Linked DNA regions of Mus musculus: regions 1 and 3 are each linked to region 2. A link is a loop called in an ENCODE intact Hi-C map of the cell type or tissue named here. Cell type or tissue: heart. All regions are shown on one strand. Each heading gives the region's core, and the rest is flanking DNA. Links, peaks and the distances in the headings are about the cores only. Region 1 has its middle 7.9 kb from the start of Mir3086. Region 2 overlaps Hspa12a (heat shock protein 12A). Region 3 holds the start of Hspa12a (heat shock protein 12A).

The links. A loop is a pair of places that touch in the nucleus more often than their neighbours do. Peaks named below come from ENCODE experiments on the same cell type or tissue, not always from the same donor. Only the 100,000 strongest peaks of a DNase experiment are listed, where the experiment ranks them.
Region 1: a loop joins it to region 2, with 9 times the contacts of the local background. A loop is called at or near these places in 33 of 42 quality-filtered maps.
Region 3: a loop joins it to region 2, with 4 times the contacts of the local background. A loop is called at or near these places in 12 of 42 quality-filtered maps.

What each region holds. Positions count from the first base shown.
Region 1 is chr19:58,900,692-58,906,980 of GRCm38, forward strand. It overlaps a transcript of Hspa12a not described here. Among named protein-coding and RNA genes, the nearest start is that of Mir3086, 7.9 kb to the right of the region's middle. In heart, for the core only: no CTCF peak of the experiment used is centred there; DNase peaks (open chromatin) are centred at 2,750 and 3,360; H3K4me3 peaks cover 398 bases; H3K27ac peaks cover 546 bases.
Region 2 is chr19:58,803,224-58,809,512 of GRCm38, forward strand. Hspa12a (heat shock protein 12A) reads right to left here. Exons shown (of 12, transcript NM_175199.3): 7 at 6,227-6,289; 8 at 2,803-2,889; 9 at 2,178-2,282; 10 at 1,243-1,501. Among named protein-coding and RNA genes, the nearest start is that of Gm41877, 12 kb to the left of the region's middle. In heart, for the core only: a CTCF peak has its summit at 3,330 (motif pointing right); a DNase peak (open chromatin) is centred at 3,328.
Region 3 is chr19:58,857,755-58,864,043 of GRCm38, forward strand. Hspa12a (heat shock protein 12A) reads right to left here and starts at 3,230. Exons shown (of 12, transcript NM_175199.3): 1 at 3,093-3,230. The coding sequence starts at 3,135. It overlaps Gm52393 (a long non-coding RNA gene), which reads left to right. Exons shown (of 2, transcript XR_003952907.1): 2 at 2,165-3,823. In heart, for the core only: a CTCF peak has its summit at 2,744; DNase peaks (open chromatin) are centred at 2,227, 2,817 and 3,277; H3K4me3 peaks cover 2,011 bases; H3K27ac peaks cover 1,988 bases; H3K27me3 peaks cover 352 bases.

The DNA of each region.
Region 1 (6,289 bases), core at 1,067-5,066, 97 kb after region 2:
CAAGGCATGGCATCTGTGCAGTGCAGGTGGCTGGGATGTGGCTAAGTCTGAGGTAATGAGGAAGTCAGGTGCAGGTCATAAGACCTGGCAACTGTCCTGGGCGCCATCTTGGGATGGCGGCCATACCCGCTAACTACACAATAGCACCCAAGCACAAGCATTATCACATTCACACCCAGGAACACTCTGGCACACCCATTCTCACTGGCTCACTCTCAGGCATGTACATACTCACACAAGCATACAATCATGTAAATGCACACAAAGCACACTTGCCATCACACTTGTTCACCCACACTTGACATATTCACACACACACACACACACACCAACCATTCAAATTCACAGGTCATACACACACACATTGTCACACCAACATATATATATCCACACACTCCTCTGAATTCATGAACTCACACAGGTAAACACTGTCACACTAACACATTTATTCATACACCCAAACTTATACTCTTGTGTACACTCACACACAGCTGCTCATACAGATGCACTCGTTTGCACACTCACACACAGTTCATACAGATGCACTCATGTGCACATTCACAGCTCATACAGATGCACTCATGTGCACACTCACAGCTCATACAGATGTACTCATGTGCACACTCACAGCTCATACAGATGCACTCATGTGCACACTCACACATGGCTCATAGAGATGCACTCATGTGCACACTCACACACAGCTCATACAGATGCACTCATGTGCACACTCACAGCTCATGCAGATGCACTCATGTGCACACTCACACACAGCTCATACAGATGCACTCATGTGCACACTCACAGCTCATGCAGATGCACTCATGTGCACACTCACAGCTCATACAGATATACTCATAGCTCTCTCCAGTCACGCACAGACTCATACACCATGTCACACACTCACTCGCTCACATTTTCTCATTTTCTTTCCATATCTCACACTCAATGGACTTTCACATTCTCCCTCTCCCTCCTCCTCCTCCTTTCCCTTGTTCTCCCTCCCTCCTCCCCCTCAGGAGTATGTGTACTCAACCTCCCTCACCCCCTCCACACATTCAGCTCTGCAGACTTAGGTGGAAGGTTCTAGCACATCACTAAAATTCATCTCATTGGGAGAGAATGAAGTGGGGGGACACAAAGTGGTTTTCACACACACCTCCCTTTTATTATCTTCCTATTTGTTGTGAATATGAACAGCTTATCTAAAAGCTTAAAAGGTTTGTTGGTGCCTAACTTCTTGAGTTCTTTATATACTTTGGATATTAGCCCTCTGTCAGATGTGGGGTTGATGAAGTCCTTTTCCCAATCTGTAGGCTGCCGTTTTGTCCTATTGACAGTGCCCTTTGCCTTACAGAAGCTTTTCAGTCTCAAGAGGTCCCGTCTATTAATTGTTGATCTTAGTGACATGAGCTGTTGGTGCTCTGTTCAGAAATTAGATACCAACAACCCAAATAATGCAATTTAAAAATGGGATAGAACTAAACAGAGAATTCTCAACAAAGGTATCTAGAATGGCCAAGAAGCACTTAAAGAAATGTTCAAAGTCCTTAGTTATCAGGGAAATGCAAATCAAAACAACTCTGAGCTTCTACCTTACACCCGTCAGAATAGCTAAGATCAAACACTCAAGTTGGCACACACTGGCGAGGATGTGGAGAAAGGGGAACACTCCTCCATTGCTGGTGCGAGTGCAAGCTGGTACCACCACTCTGGAAATCAGTCTGGTGGTTGCTCAGAAAATTGGGAAACAGTTCTACTTCAAGATCCAGCAATACCATTACAGAGCATGTACCCAAAAGATGCCCCACCATCCCACAAGGACACTTGCTCAACTATGTTCATAGCAGTTTTATGAAACACCTCAGATGCCCCTCAATGGAAGAATGAATAAAGAAAACATGGTACATTTACACAATGGAATACTACCCAGCTATTAAAAACCAGGAAATCATAAAATTTGCAGGCAAATGATTGAACTAGAAAATATCATCCTGAATGAGATAACCCAGACCCAGGAAGACATCCATGGTATGTACTCACTTATAAGTGGATATCAGCCAGAAAATACAGGATAACCTTGGTACAATTCAGAGACCCAAAGAAGCTAAGCAAACAGGAGAGCTCAAGGGAGGGTACTTGAATCTCACTCAGAGGGGAAATAAAAAAGACACTGGGTGTGGATGGAGAGAGGGACCTGGTGGGAGACGGGGTAAGGAGGGGACTGGGGGTGAGGATCAGATATGGGGATAACAGGGGTTGGGGGTGAAAGGGTTGGGAGTGAGAAGGGAAATCAGTGGTGGGGGAGCATCTCTGGGAAGTGCCTTAGACCCAGGATGGGGAAGCTCCTGGGAGGATGTGGGGGTGACCCTAGCTGAGACTCCTCGCAGCAGGGAATATGGGGAGTGAAGTGGTCACCTCATGTAGCCAGGCAGGACTTCCAGTGGAAGGAGGGGGGCAACAAGCCACACACACAACCTTCCACCCAAAATCTGTCCTGACTACAGATGTGCAGGAATACAGATGGAGCTGAGATTGGGGGAATGGCCAACCAATGACTGGCCCAACTTGAGACCCATCCCATGGGAGAGAGCCAACCCCTGACACATTAATGATACTGTTATGCTTGCAGACAGGAGCCTAGTGTAACTGTCCTCAGAGGTTCCGCCCAGCAGCTCACCCAAAAAAAGGCGGAGTCCCACAGCTAAACATCAGGCAAAGCTCCAGGAATCTTGTGGAGGAGTGGAGGGAAGGATTGGGACCCAGAGTGGTCAAGGACACCACGAGAATACCTACAGAGCCTGGGACCATGGGGGCTCACAGAGACCGAGCCACCAACCAAAGAGTATGCATGGGCTGGACTTAGGCCCCCTACACATATGTAGCCGAGGTGAGGTTTGGTCTTCATGTGGGTCCCCTCACAATTGTAGCAGTGGCTGTCTCTGACTCTGTTGCCTATCTTTGGTCCCCTTCCCCTAGCTGCCTTGTTAGACCTCAGTGAGAGAGGATGGGCTTAGTCCACTTGTGATTAGATTTCTCAGGGTCGGGTGGTACCCAGGGGAGAAGGGGGGGAATGGGAGAAAGGTGTGGAAGGGTGGGACTAGGAGGGAAGGGAAGAAGGAACAGGGAGGCAGAGAGCTGCATGGCACAATATATTAAAATAGGGAGATGAAGGGGAGGGTCGTATAGTTCAGTAGATGGGACAGGGAGGGGAGCAGGACACTCATTGTTCCCTGTTAGGGCCCTGGAGCTGCAAGTCTCTAAGCCAAAGACACTGGGCTGCTGGGGCTGGAGCAGGAAGTAGGAGGGGCAGAGGCTGCAGCCAAATCCTTCTGCTGTGCCGCTGATGAAGTACAAACATACTAAGGAACATTCCAACGGGATAGGAAGAAACAGTAAGATAAACAGCTGTGCCGTGGTGCAAACTGGAAGCTGGAGGATACGTCCTGAGGAGGCTAGGCAATCAAGGTTCCCCTGCAAAATTCGAGTCCCTGATTTAGAGGCAGCGGGCTCGCAATGTCCTTCCAACACCGCCCTCTTGTGGTGCATCTGGTAACTGCATACAGCTCCACACAGTAATAGCGGCGATTTGAAACTGAATACAATTTAATCCTTAAGTGAAAAGAAGCGTCCTGTAAAAGAGGGCAGACCCCAATGCAAAAGTTTGTCCCTGGACTGTAATTTGTGATCTTTCTCCCAAGTAAATCTCCCCCAGGGTCAAACAGTTTTCCCTCCACAATACTTAAAACGTTATAGTGCTAAAAAGGACGAAAGGGATATTACATGGAAAAGCCTATTAGAAGCTGGTGAGCATCTCTCCAGATTCTGTGAATCCCTGTGCTCAAAGATATGTGAAAACACACAGAAATAGGGCTACCAAAGTCTTGTCGCCTCAATTTTGTTTTTTATCCTTGTTTTCTGTTTCAATAATATGCTGTGGTCAGACATCTGCACAATAAACACACAGTATGTCATCATTTTTAACATTCTGGAATTATTTTGCTGCCCTTTTCTGTTTTGGGAGGGGCGGAGGGGGGCAGGGTTTCTTTATGTACCCTTGGTTGTGCTGGAACTCATAAAGACCAGGCTGGCCTCAAATTCAGAGACACACCTGCCTCCTCTTACTGAGTCTTGGATTAAGGGTGTACACCACGTCCAAATTTTGCTGTTGCTTTTTGCTTTTTGGTTTGTGGTGCTAGGGATCAAACCCAGGGCCTCACACAAGTCCTCCACTACTGAGCTACACCCTTACTTTTTAAATAATTTTGATAGAGTCTCATTAAGTGACTTAAGCTAGCTTTGAACTCACTCTGTAGCCCTGAACTAAAATTCTCCTACCTCAGCCTCCTGTGGGGGGTGGAATTACAAATATGCCACCATGTCCACTTGTTTTGATTATAAAAGTTAACTCTGTGCACACCAATCGTGGTATGAGACAACCTTCCTGCTAAGGCCAGCACGCATGGAATTGGTATGGTGGGGTACCCGTCAATTACTTAAATTGTTGAGGAGCAGACATATAAAAGTGGGTTTGTGATCTTGATACAGAACACAAGAAGGGGAACTCTGGTTAGGTGTGACATGTGGTGTTTGCCTGGTGGAATACTATGCACCCATTATTCCAGTCACAAACACACCAATATGCAGGGAGGGTCACATAGCAAAGCAAAGGCTCACTACATTGTACATACAGATTGCCCTGCTTTAAAGTACAAAATTCATGTTTCATATGTCTTATCTTTATATTATATATAAAGAAACACACACACACACACACACACACACATGTTCCTGAAGGAAAAAAAATGTTTCTTCAAGAACACTCCTGCCACTCCTAGGAATCAGGAATGGGAGAGTATGGGAGAGTATTCACCCCTATATATTCTCTTTCTCTCTCTCTCTCTCTCTCTCTCTCTCTCTCTCTCTCTCTCTCTCTCTCACTCACTCACACACACACACCTGCACTGTGACTTATGTAATTAGCCTCTGTTGATGAAGGCTCAGGTGTTCCTCTATTAAGAACAAAGCTGCCACAGCTACTGCATTGGCTGCTTTTCTGTCATAGAATACAGGAACGACGGACAGGAAGAAAGACTTAGTTGGGCTCCTAGCTGCAGAGGGTTCCAGGAAGAGGACAGAGAGAATGTGACAGAAAACAGAGCCAGACAGAGCGTTTCAGAGGCCTGCTCCCTATCGACTCACTTCCTCCAGTGAGGCCCCACCTCCAGCATGTTCACCCTCCAGAGACAGTCCCACCATCTGGGGACATGAGACTGCTCGGCATGAACCCAGGAGCAGTGTTCCACACCCAAACCTTCATAGCCCCCTTGGATCTCAGGCACTGTAGATCCGTCTCTATATCTAAGTAGAACTCACAGAGGAAACTGCCCCATCAGTTCTTTGGGGGTGAGACCCAGAGTGTGTGGAGCAAGCCCTCTGACCCTGAGGCACGTCCCTGGTCCCTTGTCCACACTATCCACGGTAGTGACCACCATCACGTGGCCGATGGGAGGGGAGGAGTTGCCCCACTGCGTTTCTGAAGTGCCCAGGCTCTGACTCTGGCTGGGGAGGCGGGCAGTGGCTGTGCTCCATTTTCCACACTCTTGGTCAGGCTTAACAAACTCTCCACATGCATGTGTCTCTCTCACAACACTATCCCTGCTATTGCTGTTTTGTCAGCCTGATCCCTCCACAGCAGCCAGTGTGAGCCTCTGCCCACAGGCCCTGCTCACATCCAACCAGGGGCTCTGCTACATGCTGCAATCAACCCAACCCCGGCCGTGGTCTGCGCGGGGCTGTGTCGTCTGGTCCTTGACTGCATCTTCCAATCTCATACTTCCTTATAGTTCATATCTTCATTCTACTAAGGCTGAGTGCTGGCCAGCCTGCTGCTCCAGTTACAGTCTAGGCCTAGGGCCTCTGTACTTTCATTCCCTGCTTGGAATTCTGGTTCTCTCCAAAGCTGGAGGTCTCTTTCCTGTGTGCCTACATCTCAGTTTGAATGTCCCCCTTGGAGGAGCAGCTTCCACCCTATTCTGGGGGGGACTCTTCCTTCCAGGATGCTAGCCCCTCTAGCACAGCCCGAGAAGGCGTTCCACACCTACATGTCCACGCATCTTTGTGGTCCACAAACTATAGACTGTCTTGCCCCTGCTGTGACTGCAGCACCCAGGACAGGGCCTGCTTCGTGTTGCGTTTCTCCAAATGGCCACTGGGAGAAGTGAACCATCTTTTCCATAGACAGCATTATAAAGAAAACCCGACAGAATCTTTTCAGTGTTACGATTTG
Region 2 (6,289 bases), core at 1,451-5,450:
ATAGGAGCCCTAAGTAAGACAAAGAATGAGATCAGAATACATTATACACGTACACAAAAAAATGTCACGGTGAAGTTATTACATATAATTACTGTGTGGTTATAAGCATACATTTCTAAAAAGAAAACTGCCACATATTAAGTGGATTTGCCAAAATTCAAACTTGAATCTGCCTGAGACTCGATGTCAGTGTCTTTGCAAAAGCATAGCAAGGGACAGAGAACGCAGATACAGGAGCCTGCAGGCATGCAGTGAGCAAACATAGACTGTGGAAAGCTCTCTGGGGCAGCCAGTCAGCCTTGACAATTGATACACAATGAAGGGTGAAACCAGGAGGGAGGTTTGTATGTGCACGGGGCTTGAGATACTATGTAGCCTCCATTCGGATACTGATACAAACTAAAGCCATGAGACAGAAACTGATGATGCTAACTCTCTCCCCACCCCCAAAACACACCTGTATGACTGTGGGCGTACACAGCTCATGGCATGCATATGGCTCAAAGACAACTTTTTAAAGGTATTAGACATGTGGGGTTTTTTAATATTTAAAACTTTTGCAGTTTTAATTTTACAGTAAACTGAGCTATCTGTGCAAGCTAGGGCCTTGGAGAAGCAGGAAAAACAGATTCCTACGGGGGTTTGTTCACCTACTACACTCTGAGTTCTATTTTAGATGCTGTGCTACAGCAGCCAGCCTTGTGGGTTGAATGAGAGTGACCCTTATAGGCTCATATGTTTGAATGCTTAGTCGCCAGGAAGTGGCACTGCTTGTAAAGGATTGGGAGGTGTGGCTTAGTTGGAGAAAGTATGTCACAGGGTGTGGGGGCGGGGCTTTGAGATTTCAAAAGCCCATGATAGTCCAGGCCCAGTCCCCCCCCCCTCTCTCCCTACCCCGTTCCTCCCTATCTCTATTTATCTCTCAGCTAGCAGATCTGGATGTAGAATTCTCAGCTCCTTCTCCAGCACTGTGTCTACCTGCCTGCCTCCATGCTCCCTGGGAGGGAGCTACCAGCTACATACCAGCTAAAACAGAGACCAAGCTTTCTGTGACCTGGGTACTATGCTAAATGCCTAACAGATAGGAACTCACATTACTCCCACAACAACCATTTGAGGTAAGCAGAATTATTAGTCTTATTTCCATAGTAAACATAAAACTGAGGCATGGATAAGTCGAGTCGCTTGCTTGCTTAAGAGCACACTGTGCATAGGGTCAGAACTCGGGGCAAGCCAACTTACTTGCTCTTCCTCAATGCATGCTCCACGCTGTGGCCCCGGAACTTCTTGTAGTAGTCAATGAAGGAGAAGGGCAGAGTGATGTTCAGGGGATTGGTTCGATCTGGTGCAGCAGCTCTTTTGCGAGACTCAAAGGCAATCATTAGGTCAACCCAGGCTGCCGGGCGTTTGATCTTGAACTGTTCGATAAAATCCTCTCCAAATATTTTACAAAGGAGTTTTTCAAATTCATAATCCACTCCCAGGGATCCGTACGGTCCACCTGAGTGGAGGACAAATTGGAAGCCCATGACATTAGAGAAACTGAGAGACTAAGGCCAAGCACTGAAACGCAGGCCTTCCCTATGTTCTCTGAAGCACACTGCGGCACGCTGGGCACGCAGACAACTACCATGCCCACTCACACTCAAAACCCTTGGGATCTTATTCTGCAGATTTTTTTCCCCTGCAGCAACCTATCTGTTTAAATCTTTTTCTTTATAAATAAAATCAATACAGATAACTAACTTCAAAGATCACAATATCCCTTCTCAGGAAACCCACAGGTGACGTCTGGAGAATTGGTGGACCTCAGGCCCTGTGCAGTCTTTTGATGGCCTTGCCTCAGCAGACCTCCCCTCCCAAGGGGAAAAGGCACAATCCTTATTTTGGTGATCTTATTCCAGGTGCTGAAACCTGGCCTTAGATTCGGTCAGAGGTGACGCCAAGCTACAGGGAAATCCTGGTAAAACTTTAGAAACAGAGCCACTATCTAGTTTGATGGCCAAACTCAAGCAGAGGCTTGAAAGACATTTAGATAAATTTTGCTTTCCAATTGTAAACAGATGGAAGGGCCCTCTACCACCTACAGTCCATATGCTTGCAGTGCTGAGAGAAATGTGAAGTGGGTGAACTAGAGGGGTTGGGGGGAGGGGCTGTGCAGCAAGGCAGAGGCTCACCTGTTGCTTTGTACAGCTCCTTGAGGTGCCCCTCTGGTAACCGTATCTGATGGACGGTCAGGTCTACTGTGCCTCCGCCACTGTCAACAACCACGTACTTGTCCCCTGGCGCAGAAGACAGCAACCTTAAAATACACCCCGTGTCTGTTCCCCCTCAAACAAGCTGGCGAATGATAACCTGGCTCAGTAAGCATCATCAACAGCTCATCTGCATGGTGGGCACTTAATTAGCAGCGTAGCAAATTGATGATAGCTAGAGAATCCAATCATACCCATCTGAGAAGGAAGGCTAAGCATGCATGAAACAGCAGCTGGGTGAGAGACCCTAGAAGACCAAATATTCATTGCACGGCTGTGTCCCCACCATGTCCCATGGCATGCAGTTAACACAAGACTCCCTCCAGAATGGGGGAGCCTTATCTTCCTTGGGAAGAGTATATCTCTGTGGCTTTCTGATATACAAAATTGCAGCTCCCAGCAGGGCAGTCCCTGAGCCAGTGGCCTTTAAAGCATCCAGCCACTGAGTATCTTCCCAAAGAGCAAATGTAACGCATATGAAAGCACTTGTGCCAACGGTGAAGAGGAATAATGATAAGTGGAGGGAAAGGACATCCCCAGACACTACCTTCCTCCAGCTCAGACCAGATTTCTCCTATGACATTCTCCACCAAAAAGGTCCGACTCTGCCGGTTACGTCGAACATGTTCCTTAGCTAGTGGCCAGCAGAGAGAAAGAAATAAAAAGGACCAAGCATAAGAAAGCATGAAGAAGCAGACAGTCATCTGAAGCTTTGGAGACAATGGCATGGCGAGTTCGGGGATGGAATGTTTACTGACACTTGGGCCAAAAGGATTAATGAACATGGCATCAAACACCAGAAAGCCAGTCCTTCCAAGGAAAGAAGCCCTCATCTTTGCCCATGCCCAGCTGTGAAGAAGCCCTGACGAGATTCTTGGCTCTGGCAACTTTCTTCTGGGGAGTGGGTTAATGAAATGGGCCAGTTTCCCAGCAGCCCGTGGTGCCCTGGGTTAAACCATTTCACGTCATGGTGCTTTGGAATGCTGGACACATCTTCCTCATGGGAACCTCTAGGGTAAAAGGATTGGGAGCCCTTCCCTGCAGCTGTTGAGGACAATGTGCACTTCTGCCACATGGTGGCGCTTGGCCCACAAGGTAACATCTGAACCTAGGGGAGCCAGGGGAAGCCTCTGTGTGTGTGCCCAGTGACTGGACCACCTAGGGGACAATGGGGCTCAGGTAACTGTCTGGTCCTCAGCTGAGGAAAGTTGGCTGAAACCAAAAGACTTGGAAATCCCAGGTTTCTTGTTTGGAAATATGAATCCTCAGACCAAAGACCTTCACTACTTTTAAGATCTAAAATTCCTAAGTTTGAAAAAATGGAGCCATGGGCTCAGAAAAGCAGCAGGCCACAGCCAAGTGGGCTTTGGGGGCCAGTCACTTTAGCCCTTTAGGCTTCAGTCTCTTGATCTATAACATGGGGATATCACTAGCTGGTCTAGATTCCTGCTTCCCTAATGCACCCTACTTGTCTACGAAATACCTGGAGTGACACACACAGTAGGTGACACCAGAGGCAGAACACCTACTATGAGACCTAGTGGTCAGGAAATGATAACTCTGATGAATGATTTATTAGAGCAGCCCTGGGGTGACAGAGGAAGGCTTGGCTGCCTCATCTGCCTTCCCTCTCCCCATCATTGTGTTCTTGATATCCCTGAGCTACCCTGCTTCTGAAATGCCCGAGAGTCCCTCCTTAGTGATTATCCAACAGCACCCCCCACCTCCTAGCCTCTTTCTGTAAGAAGCAGACTGTGTGCAAAATCAACTTCTCTCATGATTAAGACCAGCAAACACCAAGCTTGTTCCAGGTTCTTCAGAGCCTGGGCTGAAGTGGTCAAAGGGACACGGCGGGAGGGATCCCCAAACCCAGGGTTCTCTCCTGCTTCCCACACGGGGGCAGGTGAAGTATATTTGAGACTGAATACTTCCCTAGCATGCAAGGAGGCTGAAGTCAGATCCTAGGCACCACAGTTACAACATGAAACAATGTCTCAGACCTTGCAGGAATCTAGCTCACTAAAACAATTTAGATAGCCACAAATGGCATTCATAAAAAAAAAAAAAAAAAAAAAAAAAAAAAAAGCTGAGCAAGGCCGACAAAACATCTTTTCACTTCCCAAAGAACTATCCCAGCTTTTCAGGTAGATTAAGTCCAAGATTGGACAAATGTCTCTTTTATGGACCCCATTAAAACCTATCAAGAGTAAAATATTGTTCCCTACGCACCCTAACTGTGGATGCTCAGTGTCTGCCAGCTCCATCCCTCTGTAGTAGCTTTTGTGATCATGAAGGACCCATGGCATGGCAGATGTGCTGAAACAGTGCTCCCCTGAGGTCCCCCGGCTCCCCACCCTGGGGAGAGCCAGTCCAATGGCAATGTAAGCTCACACCTAAGCCCCACTCTTGCTGCCCCTCCAAGGCAACAAGGTCAACAGTGAGGGGACAGATGTGACTGGAGCAGCAGCCACTGGGTGACGGGGCAGATTAGAGGCAAGGAAACCCAAAACCAAACTCCTGAGGAAGGCTCTCGCTCGATATCTGCAGATGCTTCCTGAAAGCCGAGGGCCATTCTTACACTGTATGTAAAAGCTGTCATGGAGTCGATAGAGCCTGATATGAATCTCTGCTTATGAGCCGAGAAATAGCTTGTAAGGTACAAGTTTGGCCTTCTTTCAAAACAGACTGCAGAGAAAGATGAGTCTTTGTGTGTTTGAAATGATAACACGAGTTCCCTAGAGGAAAGGCTGGCCCTGGTGTCCCTCTACAAAGGATTCATGAGAATAAGGACTAATCTAGCCCTTGGGCCTAAGGGAAAATCTCTGCATTCAGTCTGGGAGAACAGATCTAAGGAGTTAGCAAATAGCCCCTGGCAAGCAGACACAGCAGCTGGGGACAAGGATAGCTCTCGAGGATAGTTGTGACCTCCTGGTCACAACTAAAGACCAGACCTAGGGATTAAAAGGAAAAGGCGTCTCCTGGGACGGAGTTGTCCTGGTGAGGATGACTGAGGAATGGCCTGCAGAAAACTGCACACACAGGTGTGGAAACTACATCTGCTTGGGAGCGAGCCTGCGCCTGGGGTCTTGGCAAGAGCAGACTCAGGCTTCCTATGTGGGGACCATGAAAAAGGTAGATCCGAGCTTAGAGCAAGCAATACTCACTAATGTTCTTCCTGTCCTTGCCTAGGCCTGGGCATTCCAGGGCCACTTGGGGGTGGACATGGGCAGAGGGCACATTTCTCCCCTACTAGGTCCTCTTCTAGGAGCTGAGCAGAACTCAGAGCTGGGGAGTGCAGCACCTCTGGTATTCTTTGTTAGTACCCAAGCTTGGTGCTCTGACCATGACATCACCTCTCCAGAACCCTGGGAGGCCTAGATAGACCCAAAAACAGAGCAGACAGTGGAGCGAACAGTTTTGGGGACCGAGATTTATGTAAGTGACTTATCCAAAAGGCAAAGCTCTTTAAAGTATCCACCCTGGGTCAGACTGAGCAAGTACTCCTTCCCGCAGCTAAGAGTACATCTCCTGGGTCAGGACAGGTCTGCCCACTCGGTGTGTGTGTGTGCAAGGCACCTGATGGGCTCATCACACCCTGCAGCCCACTGGGTGAGTCATGACCAAGTCGACAGTGTTAATGGAGGAATGAATAGCAGGCAAATTAAATTAGAGTAACTCAGTTAATATGCAGGGCAGTCTCAGAGCCTAGTAAAACACGAGGCTGAGACTCACTCTCAGGCCACCCTCAGGTTCTTGACAAGGGGTCAAGGTGACAAGCTGGGGTAGCCAATGCTTAGTTTATCTTAGGGACCAGATAGAAACACCAGGGAATGAGAGGCTTAAGACCCACCCTTCCGGTGGAGCATCCCAACCCTCACAGCCTGAGGGGGGCCTTTAGCATCATCTAAGCTGAGTGGCACCTGGGGGCTGGGAAGGTGGAGCAGAGGGAGGGAGAGAGAGAGCAGAGGTACCCTGTGCAAACCCCGCTCCTACTGTGTCACTGGCACTGTACCCATTGACCACCGCCTTGCTGC
Region 3 (6,289 bases), core at 1,011-5,010, 54 kb after region 2:
CACCAACCAGGTTCAACTATGTTCTACCCTTCTTATTTCATTTCAATTCCACCCACCCCACCCCAGACACCCCTCCAACATGAGAGACCAATGTGGTTCACAAATACCAATATCCTGGTGCCTGTGTGATGCACTCATCCATCTACCATCCAACCTAGATGCATGCATGCATATATATATATATATATATATATATATATATATATATATATATCTGTTCATCCATCCATCCATCCATTCATCCATCCATCTGCTTATCCATCCATCTATCTATCCATCCATCCATTCATTTGCATCAAGAGCATCCTTGAAAAAATCCCTTGAAAAGCAACTACTTTGTCATCCCTAACAGTATGGTGACCACCAATGACACCAGTGAGGGCCAAAAATAGGTAGAATCAGATGGCCTGCATCCTAATCAAAACTTCCTAAATCTGTGACCTTGGACAGGTTGTCTACTTGATGTTTAAATTTCTCATCAGTAAAAGAAATGCAGATAACACATTTATTATGAGACTTGAGAAATAAAACAGTGCATATGCATCACTGGGCAAAGGACACACAATGGCAAAACCTTAGAAGTAAATGGGACTCTGATCCCCCATTTGTATGTGTGTGTGTGTGTGTGTGTGTGTGTGTGTGTGTGTGTATCTCCAAGTCAGAATTGGAGGCAGGGATGGGCACCCATTCTCCAGCACTGATTTGTCCTGTAAATCATAAAGGGATGACAGTTCAAAAAAGCACAATGAGTTGCCAGGCACACTTGCCCTTCGGGTGACTAGGCTCCAGATGTTTTCCATACCAAGGTGCCTTGAACTCCTTGGAATCTAAAAACACCCTACAAGAAACCCAGGTGAGCAATGATATGTTTCCCATGATAGGTGTGAATCTGTCCCAGCTCTGTGTGTTTGTGTGTATGTATTTTTGCTTGTGTGTATGTATGTGTGTATGCATGTGTGTATGTGTGTGCTTTATGTGTGTATGTGTGTGTCTGTGTGTATGTATATGTTTATTGGTGTATATGAGTATGTATATGTGTGTGTGCATGTGTGTATGTGTATATGTATTGTTTGAGTGTGTGCATGCATATATGAGTGTATGTGTGTGTAGTGTGTATGTGTATATATGTGTTTGTGTGTATGTATGTGTGTTTGTTGGTATATATGTGTATGAGTGTGTATATGTGTGTGCATGTGTGTATATGTATATATGTATATGAGTGTGTACATGTGTATATATGTGTGTATGTGTGTGAGTGTGTGCATGTGTGTGAGTGTGTGCATGTATGTGTGTGTGTGTGTGTGTGTGTGTGTGTGTGTATGTATAGGATAGGATAGAAGCAGCAAGGTGACTTCACAAGACAAATCAGGGCTGGGGAGTGGGTGCATATCCCTGCCTCCAATTCTGACTTGACAGATCTTATACCCAACCTTGCATTTGGTATAACCACCCACTCATTATCTCAGCATGATAGACAGGAAACTGGATCAGTTACTCTCAAGCTTAAAGCAATTGTGACACCTCTCACCATCATCTTAAATGTTGGGATTTTTTTTTTCCAATGTAAAGAAGAAAGGTGAGGAAAATGAGTCGATCAATTGCTTAGTGATGCTCAGACAAAGCAACTGCCAGCACCTGACGTCTGTGGCCTGTGTCCACAGGCTAGTGAAGGTCAAGACAGGAGACACGGTCAGGGTGCCTGTTTGAGTTACACCGCCTGGACTGGGGTTGTGCCTCTCCCCTTCTGTGAGTTCCCAGCCCCCACCCTGCACTCCTTAGCCACTGCAGTGCTTGAAGGCTGGGGAGGAACCTCCCAGATCCGCAGGAACAATGGGCTGGGGAGGGGGCAGGTGCAGCTAGGAGAGCAACAGAAGAGGGGGCTGTATCCAACCCACACCAGGGCAGAGAAAACAATTGCCAATGTCAACCAGCTGCATGGCTGCTGGCCTCAGTTTCCCGGCTTTGGGTCTCTGTAAAGCACAGAGCTCTCCTCCGCAACCTGGATTTCGCCTTAAGTCCGGGCATGCTACTGTCATCCTTGCACAGCAGCTTGCTTAGAGCTCCTGGGAAGCTGGCTCGGGTATCCACTCTAGCCAAGGCCCTGTTAGGTCAGGGACACGCGCAGCGCCTCCCGCAATCAACTTTCCCCACTTGAGATGCACAGGAAGAAGACTGGAATCCTGACCAGCCCATCCCCTGTGCGGGCGGCGAAGCCTTGATTTACAACTCTGGCTGGGAAAGCATTTCATTCTCTTCCCGGATCCCCAGTCACTCCCTCCCTCACCATCTAAGCGGCAACCATGCTCCCAAAGACCTGCTCTACCATAAAGGTAAGAAGCGAGGTTTCAGTACTCTGCATGGGACACCCCAAACCCGCTCGCTCCCTGCCACACACACACACACACACACACACACACACACACACACGCCTCTGACAAGTACTGAACAGCCCAGTCTCTGTAATCCCCCCCCCACCACCACCACCACCAATCCAGAGAATCCTGGAGGATGAGAGGAGAGCGGTGGGACACCCTTTGGCCTGCAGCTGCTGCCGCCACTCCGGCTCCTATGTCCGGAGGGATGGGCTGGCAAGAGAGGATAGTTTTAAATCTGATTTCTCCAAGGATCTTACCTCCTGCCTCACTGAGTCACTGAAAGGAGCCGTTGAGGACCCGGGGCCACCTGGCGGCCGGCCATCTACCAGGTCAGCAGTAGCATCCCCAGCACTGTGCTCAGGCGATGGACAGGAGGGGCGGTTCTCTTGGGAATGATAACCGGCCCTGACCAAGGAGCCAGCCCGTGATGGAAACAACTAGGGTTCCCCAGCTGAGGATTTAGTCCTGGTTGCAGAGTCCACACCCCGGCACAAACCTACCACGTGACTGAAGGGCGGCCTCCCACCCAGTGGGCCTGAAGTCCTGTCCAGAAGCTCTGTGATCCTGCCAGGGAGGCAAGACCGAACCAAGGAGCCCACTTTTCTAACGCCCTCGACTGGGCTGCCAGGTGCGATATACAGCACACCTCATCCCTTCCAGCCCTTCAGCCCATCACAGCCACGGCAATCAGCCACCGGCCCCTTGCCCCGCACTCACCTCGGGGCCCGGCGTCTCCACCGCCAGCTTCCTTGTCCGCCATGGTCCTGCAGCCTCAGCCCGGGAAAGGAGCCTCCGGTGCTAAATCTTAGGCTCCCGAGCTAGGTCTGAGCCTCTGGACAGCGGGAGCACCACTCTGACGCTGCCGCCGCAGCCCGGGCTCCTCCCCACGCTCCTCCCGGGCCCGCCCCACGGAGCCAAGGCCCTGGAGAAGGAGGGAGTTGGCTCCTCCCACAAGCTCTGAAACCGCTGGTCGCCGCCCAGCCGAGGCCACACCCCGTGCTGTCATTAGCGCACCAGGACTCAGCTTGGGCGGTGGAGGGTCATAGCTGAGCAGGGGTCTCTGCAGCTGATCCAACCCGGCGGACACAGAAGCGCACAAGGTCGGATTTCAAGCTCTGGAGTTCCCGCCAGACCCTTCAGCAAGCACTGCACACTCAGCATTCCATGCGAAGCACACTCCAGTCCACATCAATGGCCTCTGCTCCTAGGTCCCAGAGGAGCACACCAAAGCAAGCACTGGAGACCCTGGTGCAGCCGGGAGCCAGGCCACAACTTGTGCAGGGCTGAGGCCCAGCACCCCCACCAACTTTTCCTCTTCAGGGTGCCTACAGGACTGCAAAGCAACTCTTGACCCACGGAGGTACTTGTCGCAGAGACTGTGTTGCCCTTCCATATACGGGATGCATCCCTGGCCCCATTAAAATAGGACATTAATAATTCAAAACTTCCATGGTTGACTGAATCACTGGTCTTTGCCCTCTGGCTGGCGCCTGCTCTCTCTCTCTCTCTCTCTCTCTCTCTCTCTCTCTCTCTCTCTCTCTCACACACACACACACACACACACACACACACACACACACACACACACACACACCTGCGCCTCTGGCACCTGCTAAGGCCTGGCTAAACAGATGATTCTGGGTGCTCTGCTCTTTGGTACATGCAGGGGTAAAGATCTCATTAACATAGTCCCTACGTCTTCCCCACCCCACCCCCAAGGTGGGTCTGACACTAAATGCTGACGTTCACATATCCTTATCTCATAGCTGTCAGTTTCTGCATTTAAGAAAACTTGGCATGGGAGGTTTAAATTATGATTTCAACATCACACAAGAGCAAATGGCTGGCTGGAATCTCATCCCAGTGGCAAGCACCATCCTCACTTCGTCATCATCTCCGTACTTAGGGGAGGCCTCCACAAGCAGCCTATGGGTGGTGGGATGACCTGAGGTCTGCTACCAAAGCCTACAGAGGAGAGTGATAAACAGGCTGGGGTTGTAACTCAGGGGAGGACTCCCACCCCGTGCTCACAAACTGTCTTCTGCCTGCACTAGGATAGCTAAACGCAGTCTCTGGCTGTATGTGGGCCTCTCTGAGCCTCCTTGTCCTCTTCTGAGAAACAGGTTCTCAAGACTAAAAACAATTACGTGGCATGATGCCTAGCTTGGAAACTAGGGTACAGCGGTTTTAAAAGCAGGAGCTACTAGATGCCAGGCCAGTTGTTCAGGGTGTTGGCAGTACCTGGAAGCCACTCCTAGAGTGTAGAAAACATGTGTCGATGAAGCCAATTCTCCTAATCAAGACTGCTTTCTAACAGTGACAGTACCCCACCCACCAACACACACACTATCTCAGAGGCAGATCCAAGAGTTAAGGTCCCACAGCAAGGCCCCAAAGGCCAGGAGCAGGAGGCACCCAAATCAGAGAGGACTCGGGTTGGAAGTAGTTGATCAGGGCAACAGCTGACGCTCCTGAGCTCAGCTGAGCTTCAGATAGAGAAGAGAAGGGTTCTCCCTGGCCCTTCCTCCACCCACTGCTACCTTCTGGTTCTGCTCACACCTTCTAATTAAGGGAAAGCAGCTAGGCTTGGGTGTGCCATAATATGAAAAGGCAGGAATAACCACTGCACTGTCCACTAGTGTCCTGGAGACATGTGCCTGGACCTGGATACAGAGTTGGCTGTTCAGCTGCTTCTGCTAGGAGTTAGTGTTCATTCCTAAGAAAAAGCCCTGAGTTTGAATATTTGTTTTTTGTTTTGTTGAGATGAGGTTTTGCTATGTAACCCAGGCTGGACTTAGACTTTCTATCCTTCTGCTTTAACCTACAAGTGATGTTATTACAGGCATGTGCCACTCACTGTTCTCTGCCAAACTCCAATCCCTTAGTGCAACATTCAATACTTTAACACTCTTTTCTCTCTCTCTCTCTCTCTCTCTCTCTCTCTCTCTCTCTCTCTCTCTGTGTGTGTGTGTGTGTGTGTGTGTGTGTGTGTGTGTGTGTGTGTGCTTACACGTATGTACATGTATTTACACAGTCCAAGTGTCTATAGAGGCCAGAGGTATATCAAGTTCCCTTTGTAGTAGAGTTGCAGAAGCCTGTGAGCTGTTGACATGGGTGCTAGGAACTGAACTCGGGTCCTCTGGAAGAGCAGCAGCAAACACTCTTAACCACTGAGACACTGCTCCAGACTACATTCAGTACTTTAGATACTAGGGACCGGCTGTCATCTTCGCCTAAGCTCTCTGGCAAGAAAGGGCCATCACCAACTGCCTCTGTTTCCATGGTATTTAAATCTTTTGTATTCTCTATCAGCTGCCCACTGTGGGCAGCACCATTCCCTAGGCAGGGAGACCTGAACTGTGTGAGCATGGAGGCATCAAGTTGAGCATAAGCAAGCAGGGGCACAAGCACACATGCACTCATTTCTGTCTGCCTTCCATTGGTCACATGAAGTGACCAGCAGTCTCGAGTTCTAAGCACCTTGATTTTTCCACAATAATGGGTTATGAGCTAAATGTGTGAGCTGAAATAAATCCCTTCTTCCTGAGTTGCCTTTTGTTTTATTATGGCAACTGAAATGAAACTCTCACAATGTTCAAATGCTTCTATTTACTGCTTCACCCTCTCTGCTTTGCCTCAGCAACTCTGCATTTCTCCCAGGACTGGACCTTCCTTCCAACTGCAGGGATGTTCACCTCCACACCCAGGACTGGACTTTCCTTCAAGACTCCAGAGCTAATGAACATCTCTGAGGGTGGCTCCTAGTCTCTCACATGACTAAAATCCAGCCCTCCTGTCCTCCCCTCTCTCCTGGGGAGCCAGATGGCACCACCCACCAGAGTCTAAGCCATACACCTGGGCATCCACCAACATTCATCCTTCAGTGTCTGTCCAAGTTCAGCATCTGCAGGTCA